2 separate regions of the Homo sapiens genome follow, and region 1 is linked to region 2. Evidence: chromatin loops called from intact Hi-C (ENCODE). Cell type or tissue: MCF 10A. All regions are shown on one strand. Each heading gives the region's core, and the rest is flanking DNA. Links, peaks and the distances in the headings are about the cores only. Region 1 overlaps PLCZ1 (phospholipase C zeta 1). Region 2 overlaps PIK3C2G (phosphatidylinositol-4-phosphate 3-kinase catalytic subunit type 2 gamma).

The links. A loop is a pair of places that touch in the nucleus more often than their neighbours do. Peaks named below come from ENCODE experiments on the same cell type or tissue, not always from the same donor. Only the 100,000 strongest peaks of a DNase experiment are listed, where the experiment ranks them.
Region 1: it touches region 2 in a loop (4-fold over the local background); 4 of 110 quality-filtered maps call a loop at or near these places.

Annotation. Positions count from the first base shown.
Region 1 is chr12:18,700,432-18,711,438 of GRCh38, forward strand. PLCZ1 (phospholipase C zeta 1) reads right to left here. Exons shown (of 15, transcript NM_033123.4): 7 at 4,735-4,884; 8 at 1,261-1,345; 9 at 1,070-1,137. It also overlaps a transcript of PIK3C2G not described here. Among named protein-coding and RNA genes, the nearest start is that of PLCZ1, 32 kb to the right of the region's middle. In MCF 10A, for the core only: no CTCF peak of the experiment used is centred there; DNase peaks (open chromatin) are centred at 2,150 and 4,170.
Region 2 is chr12:18,424,854-18,435,860 of GRCh38, forward strand. The region is part of intron 18 of PIK3C2G (phosphatidylinositol-4-phosphate 3-kinase catalytic subunit type 2 gamma); the gene reads left to right. It overlaps LOC124902891 (a long non-coding RNA gene), which reads right to left. Exons shown (of 3, transcript XR_007063234.1): 2 at 9,097-9,166. Among named protein-coding and RNA genes, the nearest start is that of PIK3C2G, 170 kb to the left of the region's middle. In MCF 10A, for the core only: a CTCF peak has its summit at 5,756; a DNase peak (open chromatin) is centred at 5,788.

The DNA of each region.
Region 1 (11,007 bases), core at 1,769-6,768, 270 kb after region 2:
CAGCTAAACAGAGCTTTGCATTCCCCTAGCAACAGTAATTGGTTCTGGGATGTGCGCATAACCAGATCAGAGCCAACGTACAAAAAAAAAAAAAAAAAAAAAAAATAGTTGCTCTGCCAAGAGATAGGCATTCCACTGGATTTGAAGCTGAAATGATATAAAGCTGACTCCTTGCAATAGCCATGCACCAACACAGAGAAAGTGGGAGCAAAGCTGGAGAAAGAATTGAAGTTCTGCTGACTTTATGTGAGACACTATATCAAGTCATTTTTTAAACTAAAATCCCTTTCACTGAACTTTTCATCTATGTAGGCCAATTAATTAATTATCATTTTATTTAAACCAGCTGGATTGGTTTTGTGTCACATGCAACCTAATATACTTTCTTTCATCATGCTAATGTATATACATATAACATTATGTATTATTAATATTGAATCTTGTCTTTGTCTTTACTTGGGACCAGGGAAATTACGTTGTGTATCTCTGCATCTTTTGCACTTCGCACAAAGCCTGTTTCATAAGAATGCATAATATTTATCAATTATAGAGATTTTTTTTTTTTTTTTGAAACAGGATCTCTCATTCTGTTGCCCAGGTTGGAGTGCAATGGCTCGATCTCGGCTCACTGCAACATCCGCGTCCCAGGTTCAAGCAATTCTCCTGCTTCAGCGTCACAAGTAGTTGGAACTACAGGCATGCGTCACCATGCCCGGCTAATTTTTGTATTTTTAGTAGAGACGGGGTTTCACCATGTTGACCAGGCTGATCTCAAACTCCTGACTTCATGTGATCCGCCCACCTCAGCCTCCCAAAGTGCTGGGATTACAGGCATGAGCCACCGTGCTCAGCCTAGAGAAAAAAATGTTTAAGCAGCTAACATAAGAAAAGAGGCAATTTAAAAAATTCATCTTCCACCATCGATGTTTTCAAAGTAAATTGTAAATGATAGACTAGAGTTTTTATAAGAAGGAAAATGATTTTTCTCCAGAATTTTAAAAAAATCTCCAAGAATAAAATTAGAAAACTTTCCAATCACTTGTAAGATTTTCACAAAACACCACCTCACCTTCTTTTTCTTGAAAAGCATTACTCCAGGTAACTTTTTTACCCCTGTTTCCTTGTCTTGATTGTCTCCTAAAACAGATTCCAATACTTCTGATTCTTTGAATTTATCCTCCTCCTCCTCCTCCTCCTCCTCCTCCTCCTCCTCCTCCTCCTCTCCATCTGCCACTTCTTCTTCCCATTCCTCCACCTTACCACGCTTATCAGAACCTTTTCTTTCATGGGTTTCCTTTAAGGTTCCTATTTTCTTATTTTTAACTAATATTTTGAATTTTAGTGCCTAAGGAAACAATTTGAGAGATACAATTACACATTTACAAGTAAATTTGCATTGTAACAGTCACTGAAAAGTGTTTCACTATATTTCCAATTAGCCTACAGTAATAAGATATGTAAGAACTCCATTTTTTCCCATACCCCTATTCACATCTCAGTAGAGGAATGAATACAGTGATATAATGCTATTGATTGTAATTCACCAAAAAATAAGCCTGTTATGATTGAGACTTACCATATGCCATTTTTTTTATATTTCCCAAGTTGGTACTATTCCAACAATTTGAAATATGTGAAAAGTATATATATATAAATACTTACCATGATATTGCAATGAAAATGTTACAACTTCTGGTAGTAAACGCTTCAGCTCATCATTTTCTTATCCAACATTAAAAAGTATTAAATGAAATCAGGTATATTAAAATGTCTATCATAAGTGTCTGGCATCTAGTATAGACTAAATTAAAGATTCGTAATAAAGGCTCTTCAAATTTCTTCTGTATTACACATAAACATCATTAACTTAATATTTTCTGTCCTTCAAACTTAGAAGCATAGCAAAATTTACCATCAGTGTCACTTGTTCTAAATTTGAAGGCTTCTGGTTCCATTCTTTCACTTGGTTATTCCTGCCCTTAGGATAATTTCTTTAATTTAACAAGTACATTTAAGTACCGGCTCTGTTATATACAATGCTGAAATCTGGGTTATAAAGTAAAGTTCTTTTCTCCAGGGAGCTTTGATTGTCCTTTCTCTTTTGTCATCCTCAGGCATCCATTCAAATTATTCCATCATCTTGGGTCTTCCCTCTTTCACAATGACCCTTATGATACTCTCCACTGCAGAGTTTACCAAATGCACTCTGCAATCCCATGTATCAAGAATATTATCAGAAGTGCTTGGGAAAGGGACAAATTCCTAGGATCTACTTCAAAATAAGGGAATCAGAATCTTGAATTGTGGGGCTGGAATTGGGCCTCCTTTAACAAGTCTCTAGGCAATTCTTTTACACACAAGGACTGAATATTGTAGGATAAAGTAACTTTTTTTTTTTTTTTTTTTTGAGACGGAGTCTCACTCTGTCACCCAGGATGGAGTGCAGTGACATGATCTCAGCTCACTGCAACCTCCGCCTCCTGGGTTCAAGAGATTCTCCTGCCTCAGCCTCCCAAGTAGCTGGGATTACAGGGTAACTTTAATTCTTTATTTACTCATTGAAAAGCACCTCCCTGCTTTAATATGGAGCTAAAATTTGAATGAAAGCTATGTACGGGAATGCTAGAAAAATAGATTCATATATAATAGGAAGCGGGATTCTCTTCCAAGAAAGCTGAAAATTATAAGTTCCAGAATTGGACTATGATTTGGGTTTAATCTTTGATGATATGTTTCGAAATTCTTTACTATTTCTTTCCACCACAATTGAACACATTGAGTCTGTGGGCATTCTTATGCCACAAAAGAACCGTGGTCTTTCCATTTATCACACAGTTCATTTTTTTCTGTCTCAGTTCTATCATCAGCCCTATATGTCTTGTCACTAGTGTCACAACACTTTCACTTGAAAATTTTTCACTGATTTAAATAAAATGTTAAAAGAAGTAAAATTTGAAGATCTTCCAAATTTATTATGTCAGGGAGAAAAGTTCAGCCCTGGAAACTTAGTCATGTAATACAGCTGTTTTTCTTCGATGGTGCATGACCATTGCTTTCTGACCTTTGTGTTGAGATGTTATACATTGACCAGACTCCTTATTCTTTATTCAAACCCTGACTAAATGACCTTAGAGATAGAGAACCTTGTGATTACCTCTTTACAATAGAATGTTAAGCAAACCCCTTAGAGTGTAATCAACCGTAGCCAATCAAATCTTAAATCTGTATGTTAACCCTTGTGTGGAAAATACTGTAATTCTGTTCTGTACCTCTGTTTTTGCCTGTATAAAACAATTTTCACTTTTTCCCACACCAGGAGCAATGACTACTATTCTTTGCTGTCTTGTGTGTCCCAGAAAGCTACCCTTACACTATGCACTTGAATAAATTCTTCTAACTGAATCCCAAGCCTTTTGATTATTTTAAGTTGGCAAAAAAAATAAGGAAAATACAGAGGGCAATACCCAAATATTACAAAAATATTGTTATGTCTAGCAAAAATGAAGACATGTCAAAACCAAACTATTTGTTGTTAGACAATACTATTCATCAAAAAGAAAGTTTATTTGTAATCTGATAAAATTTGGGATAGGGAGAAAGGCCCAGCAAAGGAAACTAAGCAGGAGTGGTCAAAGAGGAGTGAGGGAAGGCTAAAGAATGTGGTGTTACAACAGAAAGTAATTCAGGGAAAGGAAGTGGAGGTCGACAGTATTGAATGTTAATGAGAGGACAACCAGATGAAGACTAAAAGAGGTTCATTAGAATTTATCAGTAAGAAAATCTTTGATGAATGTGATGGGAACTTTCCTGTGAAGCAATTAGAAGAGAAAGAGGGACTGAACAGGTTGCAAGGAGACAAGAAAATGAAAATTTGGGCCGTGAGAGGGAGTAATTCCTTTCTTTTTTTCAATATGAAGGAGTTTTGTTCTTTTTGCCCAGGCTGGAGTGCAGTAGCTCAATCTTGGCTCACTGTAACCCCCGCCTCCCGGGTTCAAGCGATTCTCCTGCCTCAGTCTCCCTAGTAGCTGGGATTACAGGTGGATGCCACGACACCCAGCTAATTTTTGTATTTTTAGTAGAGACGGGGTTTCACCATGTTGCTCAAGGCTGGTTGTGAACTCCTAACCTCAGGGGATCCGCCCTCCTCAGCCTCCCAAGGTGCTGGGATTACAGGCATGAGTCACTGCACCGGGCCATAGAGAGGGAGTAATAAAGAGACAGCCAGAGAGAGAAGTGAAGTCCTGATGGTAGATGTGGACGTGATTTTTCAAAGCAAATACTTCAGTATGCTCAAATTAAGACGGAAAGGGTCATAGAGACAGGGAAATTGAAAAGAGTAGATTTTTTAAAGGGGAACTTGCTACCCAGCTGTTGAGATATTGGGTACTGACTATTTATAGTCTAGAACTTTTGCCACTTTCTAGGACTTTTGCCTGTAAAACATACTAAATTTCTGGTCCTTAATACTAATTGCTTTGATATTGTGGACCCATGGGGTAGGAGACACAATCAAAATGTGGGTTGTATGTATATATATATAAATTTTAATCGAAATATATTCACCTAAGCATTCATGAGAACATTCCCTAGGCAACATTGCAAAAATAAACCTCTATACGTGATCAAAACTAAGCATTTTCATTGGTCTCTAGCCCAGTTTCACAGGCCAATATAACAGTGACATGTTTTCATGGACTTTTTTCTTAACCTGAGTTTCTCAGAAAAAAATGTTACCTCTGGTGATGGTAGAGTATCAGGAAAATCATCAAGCATATCAGAAAGCAAGGACTCTCCAAAAGTAGCCTGCAAATTGTCTGCCATTACTTCTTGTTGGGCAGTGGAGCAGTGATTTTCTAAAGAGAGCACCACTGGGTAGTCAGATGTCTAAAAAAGTAACCATTACTATGGTTATTCATCAAAACTTCTAAATAATTGTAAGGCAATTAATATAAGTGCTTAATGTATTTTAAAACTTACTTCTAACGTTTAGTACCTTTGCAAAATAACTATTCTTTAAACTGAAAGTACTTTTGAGTTTGGCAAAACAGAGACCATTAAATCTGCATAAAAAGAAATGTATTACTATTTGCACCAAAAGAATAGGAACAACTGAAGCATCCATCAGTGAGTACTTATTTAAATAAATTATACTGGCCAGGCTCAGTGGCTCACAACTGTAATCCCAGCACTTTGGGAGGCTGAGGCGGGCGGATCACCTGAGGTCAGGAGTTCGAGGCCAGCTTGTCCAGCATAGTGAAACCCCATCTCTACTAAAATCACAAAAATTAGCCAGGTGTGGTAGTGTGTGCCTGTAATCCCAGCTACTCAGGACACTAAGGCAGGAGAATCACTTGAACCCGGGAGGCAGAGATTACAACGAGCCGAGGTTGCGCCATTGCATTCCAGCCTGGGTGACAGAGCAAGACTCCATCTCAAAAATAACAATAATAATAATAAATAAATTATACCATATCCATATAAAGGAATGATATAGACCAATTAAGAAGAAGGCAGGACGAGCATGGTGGCTCACACCTGTAATCCCAGCACTTTGGGAGGCCGAGGCGGGTGGATCACCTGGGGTCAGGAGTTCGAGACCAGGCTGGCCAACATGGCGAAACCCCATCTCTACTAAAAATGCAAAAAAGAAAATTAGCTAGGCGTGGTGGCAGGTGCCTGTAATCCCAGTTACCTGGGAGGCTGAGGCAGGAGAATTGCTTGAACCGGGAGGTGGAGGTTGCAGTGAGCCGAGATTGCACCATTGCACTCCAGCCTGGGTGACGGAATGAGACTCTGTCTCAAAAATAAAAATAAAAAAAAAAAAAGAAGAAGACAGAGCTATCTATACTGCTATAGAAAGTTATCTACGGGTTTATGAAGAAAAGCAAGTTACCAAAAAGTAGCATGCTATATTTTTATTGTTAATATACAAATATTTAGAGATTTTAAAAAGTGAAACAAAAACATTATTAACACTGATGAGTTGGGGGAAATGTCAATATTCTGCTTTTTCAGTTTTAAGTTCTGAAATCAAAACTCATTGTTTTAGAATTAGAAACAAAGATAAAGATATTTCCAGTTTCTAATAGCAAAGGAGTTTTATTAAGTGAAGGTGGCTCTACAAAGGTATTTTCTGCCCTTTCTCATTGCTGTAACTTCAAAACTTGCCATTAAATAGGGAACAAAACATCACTGGATCTTATTTACAATTTTTTTCTTTGTTTTGATTTCATATATACTTATCAGGGCACAAATTTACCAATTTGTAAACAAGCCAGGGAATCACAAGTCTTACTGCATTTTCACAGCACTCAGAACAGGGTCGATTATTACTATGTCTTTTTAATGTATGAGTGTATTGCTCTGTGGCTGCTGTGACAAAAATTACTACAAACCTTGGTGGCTTACAACAACAACATTTATTCTCTCACTGTCTAGTCACCAGAAGTTTGAAATCAGTTTCACTGGTCTCAAATCAAGGTGTTGGTAAGGCTGCACTCCCTTGGAAGGCACTGAAGAAGAATCCTCCTTGCCTCTTCCAGGTTTGGGTGGCTGCCCACATTCCTTGGCTTGTGGCCACATCTCTCTAATCTCTGTCCCTGTCTTCCCACTGCCTCCTCCTCTGGTGTATCAAATCTCTCTCTACTTCCTTCTTATAAAAGTCCTTATGATGGTGTTCAGCGCCTACTCAGATAATCCAGAATAATCTCCCCATCTAGAGGTCTTTAACTTAATTACATCTACAAAGACACTTTTTCCAAATAAAACAACATTTACAAGTTCCAGGAATTAAAACTTAATATTTTTGGAAGCCCTTATTTGACCTACACAATGATCTTCTGAATTAGAGTGAGTCCACTGACTCACTCTGATCCCAAAAGAATAGGTAAAGTTTTTTCCAAATATAATAAGTAATTCTGAGACTGGGCAAAGTGATGGCCTAAAAGGTGGATTCTTCCATGAGGCCCTGATGTCACTGACATCATTTCTCTTTCTTCTTGGCTCCATCTTGTGGGAAGATCCTCTTTCTTTTATCTTCCCTGGCCACATTGAAAGTGGATGTTGAGGAGTTTGCTCTCTTGAAAGCCAAGCAATGTTTGCCCCCCATTTCCTTACCAAAGGCTGTTTTAAGGCTCACCTAAGAGTCATACTTATGAGGGTTTTTGGCAGTATAAGTCCCTTAAAACTTAGATTTCTTATGTATTTATTCTAGTAAACTCATGCAACTAGACCAAGTTATGACTTCCCTAGTCATAATTATTGTCTATGTAATTTCATGTCCTCTTTTTCCAAATAGTGACTACCTTGAGTAGGAAGTCTAAACTTTAATCTTATCTATGCTGCAAAACTGAGTCACCTTGTTCAGCTGGGAAGTCTCATTGAGTCTCCACTGCTCAAAGCCTTGTTTAAAATCTCACTTCTTGCTCTTTTGGGTGTTTTTAAATGCATTTTATTGTGTATACTTAAGGTATACAACATGATGTTATGGAACACACGTAGATAGTAAGAAGGTTATTACAGTGAATCAAATTAACATATCCATCTATCCATCATTTCACAGTTACCCTTTTTAAAATTTTTGTAGCAAGAGCAGCTAAAATCTATTCATTCAGCATGAATACCATATACAGTATAACTTTATTACCTATAATCCTCATATGATACATTAGATGTCTAGACTTTTTCATCCTACATATGTGCTACTTTGTAGCCTCTGACCTACCTTTCTCCATTTTCTTCTCCCTCCCCACACCTCGTTCCTGTCAACCACTGTTTGGTTATCTATCTCTGTACATTTGAGAGTTTTTTTTCTAAATTCCACATAAAAGTGAGATCAGGCATTATTTCTTTCTGTGTCTGGCTTATTTCACTTAACATAATGTCCTCACTCATGCTGTGGTAAATGGAAAGATCTCATTCTTTGTAAAGACTGAATCATATTCCATTGCATATATCCATTTTCTTTATTCATTTGTCTGTCAATGAACACTAGGTTGTTTCCATATCATGTCTATTGTGAACAATTCTACAGTGAACACTGCAGCACAAAAACTTTATGAGATGGTTATTTAATTCCCTTTGGGTATGTACCCAGAAGAGGGATTACTGGGTCATATGGTGGCTCTATTTTTTATTTCTTTAGAAACCTCCATGCTGTATTCCCATTGGTGGTACCAATCTACATTTCCATCATCAGTGTACAGGGTTCCCTTTTTGCCACGCCCTCGCCAACATTTGTTATCATTTGACTTTTTGATGAGACCTTCTAACATGGTAAGACTGTGAGGTGGTATCTCATAGTGGTTTTGATTTGCATTTCCCTGGTGACTAATAATGTTGAGTACCTTTTCATATACTTGTTGGCCATTTTTATGTCTTCTTTGGAGAAATGCCTATTCAGGTTTTTTGTTCATTTTTTAATCAAGTTTTTTTTCCACTAATGAGTTGTATGAATTCTTCATAAATTTTGGATATTACTCCCTTATCAGATACATGGTTTGCAAATATTTTTTCCCCAATTCATAGGCTGCCCTTTGATTTTGTTGGTTGATTGTTTCCTTTGCTGTGCAAAAGCTTATTAGTTTGATGTAGTCCCAGTTATTTATTTTTGCTTTTGTGATCTGAGCTTTTGATGTAATATCAAAATAATAATTGCCAAAGTCAGTGTCTAGGAGCTTTTCTCCTATGTTCCCTTTTAGGGTTTTCATAGTTTCTAATATTATATGTAAGTTTTTTATCCATTTTAACATGATTTGTTGTGTATGGTATAAGATAAGGGTCTAATTTCGTTCTTTAGCATGTCGAAATTCAGTTTTTTCAGTACCATTTATTGAAGACATTATCCTTTACCATTTTGTCTTCTTGGTCTCCTTGACAAAAATTAGGTTGACCATATATGCTTAGGTTGATCTCTAGGCTCTCTATTCTGTTCCACTGGTCTATATGTCTGTTTTTCTGCACAGGACCATGCTGTATTGATTACTATAGCTTTGTAACATAATTTTAAATCAGAAAGTGTGATGCCTCCAACTTTGTTTTCATTTCTCAGAATTATTTTGGCTATTTGAAGTCTTTTATCCTTCTTTACAAATTTTAGGACTTTTTTTTTATTTCTATGAATAATGCCATTGGAATTTTGATAAGAATTGCATTAAATCTGTACACTGTAGCCTAGTATAGTTGTTCACACCTGTAATCCCAGCACTTTGGAAGGCCAAGATGAGAGGATCTTCTGAGGCTGGGACTTTGACACCAGCCTCGACAACATAACAATACCACACCCCAAGGGAAAAAAAACCCTGTGTATTGCTTTAGACAGCATGAACATTTTAACAATATTATTTTATATCTTCTGATTCAGGAGTATAGGATATCTTTTCACGTATTTGTGTCTCCAATTTCTTTCATCCATGTTTTATAGTTTTCAGTATACAGATCTTTCACTTCCTTGGTTAAATTTATTCCTAGATATGTCATTTTTATACTATTGTAAATGAGATTTTTTCTTAATTTCTTTCAATTAGGTCACTATTTGCGTATAAAAATACTACTGATTTAAATATGTCGATTTTGTGTTCTGCAACTTTACTGAATTCATTTATGAGTTCTAACAGGGTTTTTTGTGTGGAATCGTTGGGCTTTTTTACATACAGGATTATGTCATCTGCAAATAAACATAATGTTGCTTCTTTTCTTCCTATTGGAAATAATAGAAAGCATTGCATTTTGTCTCTTTTTCTTATCTAGTTGCCCATTTCTTGCTTTTTGGAATCTTAGAAGCTGTAGGCTTTTCATCCTTGCAAGGCCTTTGAATTTTAAGACTGTCACTATTTTTTTTAATTCATTTTTCCACTCTGAATTAGGTGAGGGAGTTAGCCATGCAAATATTTGGGAAGAGTATTTCATATAAAGGGGGAATAGCAAGTACAAAGGCCTTGAGATATGTCTGAAAAGGACTAAGGAGGCCAGAATGGCCAAGTGAACAGGGATGGAGTAGCAGGAGAGTTAAAATAGGTAATGAAAAACTGACCACTTATGGCCTTGTGAGTCATTGTACAAATTTCAGCTTTTATTTTGAGTGAGGCCGAAGGCTTTGAGAAGGGGAATGACATAGTCTGAGTTACCAAAAATCACTCTGGTTGATATGTTGAGATGAGATTGCAGGGGAATAAGAAAAGAAGCAAGAATATCAGAGAAGAGGGCAGTGGGATCATTTAAATGAGAGGTGATGTTGGTTGACTACGACAGTGACAGTAAAAATGGGCAGAGATAGTTAAATTCAGGATACATTTTAAAAGTAAAGCCACTGCTCAAAAGAAGACATTTATGCAGCCAAAAAACACATGAAAAAATGCTCATCATCACTGGCCGTCAGAGAAATGCAAATCAAAACCACAATGAGATGCAATCTCACACCAGTTAGAATGGCGATCATTAAAAAGTCAGGAAACAACAGGTGCTGGAGAGGATGTGGAGAAATAGGAACACTTTTACACTGTTGGTTGGACTGTAAACTAGTTCAACCATTGTGGAAGTCAGTGTGGCGATTCCTCAGGGATCTAGAACTAGAAATACCATTTGACCCAGCCATCCCATTACTAGGTATATACCCAAAGGACTATAAATCATGCTGCTATAAAGACATATGCACATATATGTTTATTGCGGCACTATTCACAATAGCAAAGAATTGGAACCAACCTAAATATCCAACAACGATAGACTGGATTAAGAAAATGGGGAACATATACACCATGGAATACTATGCAACCATAAAAAATGAAGAGTTCATGTCCTTTGTAGAGACATGGATGAAACTGGAAACCATCATTCTCAGCAAACTATCGCAAGGACAAAAAACCAAACACCGCATGTTCTCACTCATAGGTGGGAATTGAACAATGAGAACACATGGACACAGGAAGGGGAACATCACACTCTGGGGACTGTTGTGGGGTGGGGGGAGGGGGGAGGGATAGCATTAGGAGATATACCTAATGCTAAATG
Region 2 (11,007 bases), core at 2,884-7,883:
TATGGAAGGGTATTATACCTACCATTTCCTGTACTTTAAATATCTTTAATGTTGCCATTCTCCAATTCCATATGGCATGTCCAACGTTCAGGGTGTCTATAGTATGATTGGAAATGGGTCCTGATGAATATGAAGAGATGGAAGAGAAAGATGAGGGGGAGGAGAAAAAATGATAATGATGATGCTGATGATGATTCAGCAGATATGGATGAATCAGAAGAAGATGAGGAGAAAGAGAGAGTAGAGTCTTTGATGTTCCCATTTGTAGATGCCACTGCTCGTGCCTTTTTTAGCAAGCCTTCTGCTGATGGAAGCATTGGGATGATTCTAGTCTGCTAAATAGATTTCTCAATAATGTAAATAACTAAATTATTCTCAGCATATAGCAGGAAAACCAGAATGAAATATTGTTCCAGGCCCTGTGTTCTGTATGACATTACATTAGGAATTGGATTGTTTTGGTTTGTTTTGTGTTTTTGAAGTAAAGAAGGAAATGGGTTGCTTTTTTTCTCTAGCTAAAGGACAGACATTTCTTTTTTTTTTTTTTTTTTTTTTTTGAGTCGGAGTCTCACTTTGTCACCAGGCTGGAGTGCAGTGGTGCAATCTCAGCTCACTGCAACCTCCAACTCTCTGGTTCAAGCGATTCTTCTGCCTCAGCCTCCCGAGTAGCTGGGACTACAGGCACACACCACCACGCCTGGCTAATTTTTGTATTTTTGGTAGAGACAGGGTTTCACCACATTGGCCAGGATTGTCTTCATCTCTTGACCTCATGATCTGCCTGCCTTGGCCTCCCAAAGTGCTGGGATTACAGGTGTGAGACACCAAGCCCAGCTGACATTTCTTCCTTTTAAAATATTTTATACTTAAAAACATAGAGAAATGGAGAGAGAATTGTTTTGAATAAGGATTTAAAGTGTAGCAGAAATACCTACACAAGGGTAGATAAATACCATGTGACTGAATGATTCTGTGAAAAGATTTCCTGAAGTTAAGAGTTATTTATAAATGAAATAAAATTTCTAATTAGGCCAATCCATGTAGTGATTTCTTATATTTTGTACTCACAGAGAACTAATTGGATAAATAACTTGAATGCTAGTGGTTTGTCCTTTCTTACACAATATATCCTTGGATTTAAAGTCTTTGTCATCAAGACCTTGACTTTGAATTTTTCATCACTACAACCTTGAATTTAATTTCAAGTCTTCAACATGATGACCTTGAATTTAAAGTCTTCAACACTATGACCTTTATCATATTATTCATAGATGCATCATTTTTGAAATGTAGTATGTAAAAGTATTTATGGGTTGTTTATTAACAAAAAAAATTCTTTGCGATGTCTCATGTGGTTTAAAATTACTATTTCTGTTTTGTTTCTCCTTTATACACTTGACTATCTAACTTTGTGATAAGTGACATGAATTTTATGTTAGGATTAAGTGTGTTTTCCTGAAACATTGATTTTTTTTTGTGATTATATAATTGAGAGTTAAGAATAAAATCCTTCTAATGTTAAAAACTCACTTATTAAAAACAAATTTTGGTTCCAATCCTGTTTTCAAAAAACGATTTATCCTATTATCACCTACACTTGATTCTATTGAACATAATATTCTTTGCATACTGTTCTTCCTACTTTCCTTTGTATTGTTAACCTTGTTGATTCAATTTTAATTTCATAGGACAAAGTTTTAACAATTATAAGTTTCAATGACCTAAGGATAAAATTAGATCTATGTTTTACTCTCCTGAATGTATGACAGGCATCATTTAGTTGCTTTGATTGATAGTTAAGACCACTAAATAACAGGAAAACAGCAAGTCAATATCATTTTGGAGTGTCATATTTTTCTGCTTCAAGAAATGTTACTCATAATGAGATCACTCTTCTCATGAAAATCACTCAAGAAGATGTAGCAAAGAAGATACACAGGAACTTGGTCGGAGACTGTTTGATTTGATGCTTATTTTCATTTTAAATGCCTAATTTAAAAAGCAGAACAATTCCTCTAGCATGTTATTATAATAAAACATAAGATACATTGACTGGCATGAGGCCCTTCCATGAATAGACTCTTATTAAAGCTCTGAATGAAGTCTTATTTTCTTCAGTTTTTCAGAAAGCTACTTTGGGGCAAAGGAAAGTTAAGTGGATACACTTTGTGGTGTTCTGCTGTCATATTAAATGTAAGACTCCATTAAACTCAATGTTTAATTCCCTTAAAACTTTACTGTTTTTTGCATGCATTATTAAAATGCACACATATTAAAAAAGTAACATAGCCAGATAACAATTTTTATTTTAATATTTGAACAAAAATATAAAAATATATAAAGTATAAAATATATAAAAGACAATGTTTTAGGCGGGCGTGGTGGCTCACGTCTGTAATCCCAGCACTTTGGGAGGCCAAGGCTGGTGGATCACCTGAGGTCAGGAGTCCGAGATCAGCCAGGCCAACACGGTGAAACCCCCATTTCTACTAAAAATACAAAAATTAGCCGGGCCTGGTGGCGGGCGCCTGTAATCTCAGCTACTCAGGAGGCTGAGGCAGGAGAATTGCTGGAACCCGGGAGGTTGCAGTGAGCCGAGATCGCGCCATTGCACTCCAGCCTGGGCTGACAACAGCGAGACTCCATTAAAAAAAAAAAAAAAAAAAGTTTTAAAAGTATATTAAAAATATAATAAAATATTAAAGACTTATTCTAATTGACTAACGATTGTTAAAATACTTGGACCACCTCAGTAAGTTCTTCATTTGCTAAAGTTGTATGAAAAGTGGAGTCATTTGAAAGGCAACAATGGGTGCACACAAAGTGGTAAATCAATGTCATACTTGCAAATTCATGTAAACACAATTACGTCACTGTTTCCAAAAAGGTTGGAAGGGAAGCTTTTTTGTGTATAATTCTCATCCTTTCGAAAAAAAAAATCAAGCCCATTTTTCCTTTCAGTGATTCAAGGAGAAACTAAGAAGGAATAGAAAAGAATATAAATTATAAATGGACTGTTTGTTTTGAGAGCTTTGTTTGTAAGAATATGAAAAAAGAGAAATAAAACAGGAAGGAGTTTTCTTTAACTTTTAAGTCCAGGGTCACACGTGTAGGTTTGTTACATAGGTAAACATGTGTCATGGGGATTTATTGTGCAGATTATTTCATCACCCAGGTATTAAGCCTATGACCTATTAGTTATTGTTCCTGATCCTCTAAGGGGGGAGATTCAAAAGTGCCTACATCCCCTTAAAACAAATAAAAATTAAGAATCAGGCAACATGCACTAAGCATAAAATAATATTAATTATATTTAAAATATATCAGAGTTAAAAAATATAGCTCAAGCCAAGCATCATATTTAGGGAGTGACTGCTTCTGTGCAAAATGTTTGTGTTAAAACTTTAAAGATGCAGCTCCCATCTCACGATTCATGAAAAAAAAATACTCAAAATATCTTTCCTTAAAAAAAAGTCTTATTTAAAAAAAAAAAAAACTAGAAACCCATCAGTCATGAGTTTATGAGATTTTTTTTCACGTGGATGAATTACTGCTTCCTCAGATTCACCATATTCAAAACTGAACTAAATATCCTGTCTTGCTCACACAGGTCTTGAGGTCTTCCTTGTTTCTCACTAACATGACCAATTATTCACCAAGCCCTATAACTCTATATATCCTCAACAGCGCTCCCTGCTCCACAACTTCCACCTGTCACTATCAGTGATCAGAAAGTTGCCTCACCAGATACTGAGCTATGAATAAGTAAGATTGGAATGAAAACCATCTTGACTACTTGGCATCACTGTGGGTAGCCTTTCTGAGAGGTGAAATTGACTTAGGCTCACGTGAGTCTCTTCCACTGGAAGAGTGAATGTAGGATGAATAGCCCCTATTTTCCAAGGCAAGTGAGTTAACTAGAAGCTTTGTGTTTGAATTTAAAAGCTTTACCTCACAGTTTGCATCCTAAAAGGTGGCTATAAATGGGAACCATAACATTTGGAGCTTATGCCCAGGAGGCCCCTCCCCCATTATGTAACAATTAATTACAAAAGCTTAAATGTAGTGCCCCTTTCCATTTGGAATAGGAAACACTTTAACCACTAGTCAAGTATTGAGTTGAGTGGTGGCCCCAAAGAAGATATGTCCACAGCCTAACCTCAGAAACCTGTGATTTGTGAATGTGACCTTATGGAGAAAAAGGGTCTTTGACGATAGAATTTAATTAAAGATCTTGAGATTAGTTCCCCCTGGATTATCAGGGTGAGCCCTGAATCCAATGCCAAGTGACCTAAAGAGAGGCAGAAGAGGAGAAGACACACACAGAGAGAAGGTCATGAAAAGGGAGGCATTGATTGCAGCCTCAAGCCAAGGAATGCCTAGAGCTACCATAAGCTGGAAGAGGCAAGGAAGGTTCTCCCCGGAGCCTTGGGAGAGAGCACAGCCCTGCTTACACCCTGATTTTGGACTTCTGGCCTCCAGAACTGTGAGAATACATTTCTGTTATCACTAGTTTGTGTTAACTTGTTACGGCAGCCACAGGAAAATAATATAACAGACTTTATGAAGGCTCTGAGTCAATTGCCTAGGATGTCACATCATCAGGAAGCTTTCCCTGACCCTCTCCCAGCCACCATCTGGGATTGAGTATTGCTTCCACATCATGTCAAACAGCATACTGTTCATGACTCTGCCAGACATCATATCACACTCCCTTGACACCACTGCTGCCCTGTCCCTTCCCCCTCTTAGTCCACAGAGTAGCTCAAGACAGCAATCATGTCACACTCTTCCATGTACCAATCCAGCACAGTATCTGAAACTCAGTAGATACTCAAAAAATGTTTTAAAAATTATGAATCCACAGAAATGTCTGTAAGGCCATCAATATTTTCACACACAGTACTGGAAATTCCATGGTACTCAGGGAATATGAAATTGGGCACTGTCAAAGGCACTGCTGTGCGCCTCTACCTGGCTGCTGCACCCACTCCCATCTGCTGCAGTGACTGCTAACAAAATACGGCCCCTTCTCTGGAGAATTAGCCTCTGATTCCACAGCCCCCTGGCCTACGAAGTGGGAAAATCTCTAAGATATAATTTACATTCCAGAGCCTCCCCATAAATCAGATCAAGGTTAGACTTGACCCGAGATCTCATCCTTGTTAATTCCTTTCCCTTCCCTATAATTCTGCTCTTACTCCCTCATAAGATTTTTCCTGAAGAGCACTTCTTCAGTAAATCACAAACAGTGAAATTCTGCCTCATGTCCTGTTCTAGAGAACCTGACCTACAATAAGTATTTCTTATGGAAGATAAAAATTTAAATATGTGTTTTTAGAAACTGGAGCATCAGTATGCTATGGGATACATCGTAGGTAGAACAACAGTATTGCAGTCTTTCCCACTCCTCCTACCAAGTCTGATTGAACAAACTCCAAGAGAGAACCAATTGGAATGAAAAACTGTCTGGTAGGAAACCATATTATAACACAGCTCCTTTTATAAGGTGTCACTTAAGGCACCTAATGCAAAAATCTCTTCAAAATGTTCCTTTCAAAGTATGGGGATAACCTGAAGTGAGGCTCCCATTTGCAAGCTCTATCAATGTAAGGATCTTTTTTCTGCTTTATTCACTGATATATCACAAGTACCTAGAACAGTACTTGGCACTTTATAGACATTCAATAATTTACTATTCAATGTATGAATAGGATTAAGTTTCCTGGACTCAGCTGTGCACATGCAGACTTATGTCGATAGGGGGTGGAGGAGAGCTGCTTCAGAGGTCAACTAAGAGCTGGCCTGGCTAAAGCAATTCCAGGAGATTGACCTGATCAGAAACGAGGCAATGGATATCACTAGTGAAACCAAAACTGGAGAAGAGGGAGAATGTGAGCAGAAGTCCAGGACAAACCAAGACAGGAGTTAGGGCCTAAGAACAAGTTGATGGAGCAGCATCTTCTGTACCAGTTGAGAAAACCACGAAATGAATTAAGCCAATGTTGTCTCTGGTACAGGGTATTAAATGACCATATCCTGTGACTTTAATATGCTATCCATAAAACTGAGATGATCCAAAAATCTGTCCATTTTTTTTTTAAATAATCTTCCCTCAACTCTTTTATCTAAAATTTTGGGGGCAAGTTCTCAAGTCACAGATGACTTTAAATAAAGCAAAAAGATGTGGAAATTTGGCATCATGAGATTCAAAGTCACAGTTGTCTCTCTCACCCGCCTCTCCACAATACGTATCCCCTAATGCCTGAAATTCTCTCATTTGCAAGTCACTCCTTGAGGTTAAGTATTGCTCTCTTCCAGCAGTTCTCTTCTAATATGAAAATATATATATTCTGAACCTAATGATTATGGGAATTAGTTTATCATTTTTTCATTAATGTGACAAACATAGAGATGATGGACACTGTTGAATGATTAACAATAAAACAAAGGATGATCCTTGCCTTAAAGAAGCTCAGGGGCTAACATTAGCATCCAGGCAGGAGGAAAGAGCCCACTGGCCACGTGGCAGGGACAGAGTAGAGAGAGGGAACTCAACAAATTTTGTCCACTTTACAGTTTTGCCTATGACCTTTTCCAAATAAAAGCAGAGAGGCAAGGCCAGACATCCAGTGAGTAAAAAAGTCTGTGTGCTCCCATTCTGTCAGTTTTAAATACTGATAAAGGCTTACAAATGAATACACAAAGGAGGTAAATGCTCTCTCTTTTTGTTTTGATGTCTGGAACACTCCCTGAAGCAAGGGGAAAGAGCTGTACTTCAGGGAGGTCTTGCAGAGCAATACAGCACACATGATACAGAATCCATAGGGGGCTTTAAAGCCTCAGCCCTTTACCTTTGAGAATCATTATTTTGCAACTAATTTATTTTTTTACCTTTACAATGTAATAAATGATGAATTATTGCTTCATCTTTTGTTAGGGAAAGATATGTCTCACTGACTTTTAATATTGATCTGCTGTAATCATCTTTCCACTTTGTTGTCCTCAGAAATGTATACACAGGATAGAATCCCTACCTTCAGCAACTTGCTTAAACCAAAAGCAACTGTTCTCTATCCCAACCAACCTGAAGGAAAAGAGGCAGATAGTGGTAACAAGGTTTCCTTTGTACACAATAATCTGTAAAATCCATTAGCATAGTTTTCCAGTGAAGGCATAATACAGGAACAGTTGTTTTTGTCTGTTTTGTTTCTATTTTATGCAATAGAGATTTTATGTAGTTCCTTTAATAAAAAGATTTTTAAAATACCATACAATCTTTAAATAAATTTGGTGTCATTTAAGCCTTATTACTGCTAATAAATATCTATGAAAATAGAATCTTATACAAACTTCTACCACAAATCAAGTCAAAAGCCAAGAAAAGAGCTCCAGCATCAATGTATCACTGGTTTAAATCATTTTTCCCTCAAAATCTTCTATTTTGTTAAGAAAAAGTGAAGAGTTATGGAAATGAACATTATGTATATACATAATGAACTCAAATGTTGAAACTTGGACCCACCCAGGCCTTTGGGAACTGAGCTTCCTAATCCACTGTCCAGCAATTTTTCATTATAATAACCACATCCAATTACATCACTGCTTCCTTAGATAGTAATCTGGTTTCCCTATAATAATGTTAGTCCCCCACTGTCATAGTTTATACTAGAGATTTGGGTTAAGTCCCTGAAAAGCAGTATTATAGTGTTTAATTATTTATTGTTTCTCAATCAGACTGACTTTGCTCTAGCCAACAAAAAATATGGTTGGCAAAAAGGCATTCTGTTTAGAAATTATTCTTGTCTTCTAATAATATTTGAATTTGGCATCCAAAAGGAATACACTAACAGATATTCATAGAGTTACAGTATTTTGAAGCCAAATGGGACTTGAAGGATCATCTGCTATCCCAGAAAGGGATCTCAACATGTTAAGTGATTTTTCCAATGACAATCATCTAAGCTGACTGAAGAATTGAAATTAAAATACGTTTATGATATCTCATGCCCAATTCAGATTTCTTTCTAATTCAACATCTACTTTCAAAAAAGGGTAATTTGAAGAATTCAGGAAATGTTTGTTTTTTCTATCAATTAGGAACTCATTCAAGTACTGAAGATGTGACTTTTTTTTTTTAACTTAAGAGCAAAACTGAAATGAAAACCATATTGAAAATTGAGATATTTAAAAGCTCAAAATTGTTGCCCCTAGTTGTTGGCATGACTCACAAGTGCTGTCAGTTGTAAATGTTAATAAGTAGGTATATACAATAAGCCCACTAAAATTGTATCCTTGAAGGAGCTTTGAAGTAGATAGCAGATTGTTTCCAGAATCTTTCTTTTATAGTGTCTAATTGATATTTAAAACATTAAATGTGTCCCGGCGTGGTGGCTCATGCCTATGATCCCAGTACTTTGGGAGGCCGAGGAGGGTAGGTCATGAGATCAGGAGTTTCAGACCAGCCTGCCCAACATGGTGAAACCCCATTTCTACTAAAAATACAAAAATTAGCTGGGCGTGGTGGCAGGTGCCTGTAATCCTAGCTACTTGGGAGGCTGAGGCAGGAGGCTGAGGCAGGAGAATCACTTGAACCCAGGAGGCGGAGGTTACAGTGAGCCGAGATCACGCCATTGCACTCCAGCCTGGGTGAAAGAGCTAGACTCCATCTCGAAAAAAATAAATAAATAAAAATAAAACATTAAGTGTGCTCTTTTAGTTTTACTATTAAACCATGAGTTATGATAACAATAACTGAGTAATCTACTTAGTAGACTCACTTTGTACTTATTTTTCAGCACCTATTTCATAAAACCAAGACTTTCTCAGTTTTCTCAAAAACACTGTTCAATTAAGCAACTACCAATTATGCTAATACAATTAAGTCACCCATTTCATCAAGTTAAATGAGTTAGAAAATAAATCCCTCTAGGATGGGAAAGAACATGACAATAATAAAATGTAGGCAAATGAGTGTTTGGTTTCCTTCCAACTAAAAATACACAGTAAGCAGTAGGGTACAGGCCTGAAGGACAGGGAAAAGATCTGGGATGGTGACAGAAAATTGAATGTCATCAGCTCATTGATGGGACTTACCCAGAATCCTTTCATCTTATGGCTCAGTCATTCCCTATCCTCATCCATTGGTGCTGCAGTAACAGAATATCTGAGAAATAAACAACAGAAATTATTTCTCTAAGTTCTGGAGGCTGAAAAATCCAAGATCAAGATGCTAGCAGGTTTGGTGTCTGGTAAGGGCCCAGTCTCTGCTTCCGAGATTGCACCTTGAACACTGCATCTTCCAGAGGAAAGGACTGTTGTTCCTCATGTTGTAGAATAGTGAAGAAAAGCAAACTGACTTTTGGGAGACTTTTTTATAAGGGCATGAACCCATTCATGAGTGAATAGATCCTGAACATCTTCCATTAGACCCCCACCTGTCAATACTGTTGCAATGGGGATTAAATTTCCAGCTCATGAATTTTTAAAGGGAACACATTGAAACCATTACATCCCCTAAATTTGGAACTCTCAAATGTATTCCCTGAACCTGGACCCAAATAAGATAGAATCATAGCATATAATCATAGAATCATAGAAAGAGAATCATAGCATAGAATCATAGAAAGAGAATCATAGCATATAATTGTAGAATCATAGCAAGAGAATCATAGCATGATGTTGGAGATGCTTTTAGATGCTAATAGCAGACATCACTTTTGTCTATATTCCGTAGGCCAGAAGTCAGTAATAATGCCCCCACCTAACTGCAAGGTGGCAAAGGAAAGTGGTCCATGTATGTATATATACAGAAGCAAAATGCAGTTTAATTTGGTAAACCTGTAGCAGTTTCTGCCATACAAGTACAACAGCATAGATTATTCAAGAAACCTCTCCATAAAGTGGTAGAGGAAGAGGGCATGAAAGAAAAGCCAATATCCACCTTTCCACATATTAATTGGCTTTCTTTTCAAAAACCAAAATTAGTCTTAACAGACAAAAAAAGATTACTAGCTAACTACTCCAGTAAGAATCATCATTTTAATAGACATCCTCTAAAAATGTCTTTGACTTTTGTCCAAAAATTTTACAAATAATTCCAAGAGATTTAACCTATGGGTACATTTTGTAACCAGGTTTTTTTTTTTTTCTGGAGGGCTCATTATTAAGATATTTATGTAGCCATGGTATACGACTGGCATCTCAGCTCAAGAAATTCAAAACTGAATTCAATATTCCTACCCTCTACCATTTCAATTCTTTCACCCACCATTCCCAAACTTTTAAAAATACACAATGCCCTAGTTTACAGCCATTACTAAGATATCCAACACAGAAAATCTAGAAGACATTATTCTTACCCAATAATCTTTATTTACTTATTTCTTAAGTCTTGATTCTCTTTTCTCATAAATTTGTCTTTAAGTTGTCCTTTCCTTTCTACTTTATAGCTAGCACCTTTGGTATCATCTACTTGGACTATCACTACCGCTTCCAGGCTGTTTTCCTTCACTTTCATTCTTACCTATCCCCAGTCCATCCATCCTCCACACTGCTCTCAGAATAATCTACACATGTAACAACTTGATCCCAAACTCATAAAGTCAGCTCCAGGTCATGGGTAACCTCCAGCTGGTTAGCATAATTTCTTAATTCCAGTTTCCTCTTTTCTTATGACAGAGTTTAGAATTAGGGTATGAGATCCATGTTAAGAGAGAAAATCCATTCTCTCTTAACATGACTTGGCAATGGAGCTTCATAGTTTCCACTCTGCCTATCTCCCACCTCATCTTGTAAGCCTTTCTACATCCAAATATAATCTTTCTTTTTATTATTCTCAAGTAGTTACTCAAATTCTCAAATCTTTCATGCCCTGATGACTTTGCACACAGTTTTCCAACTTCTTGAAATGCAGTTGTTCCCTTGTCTGTCTATATAGAATCCTTTAGGACTCAGCTCAAGATTTTATCCTCTTTGAAGATGTCTCTGACCTTGGCTCCCTTGTAC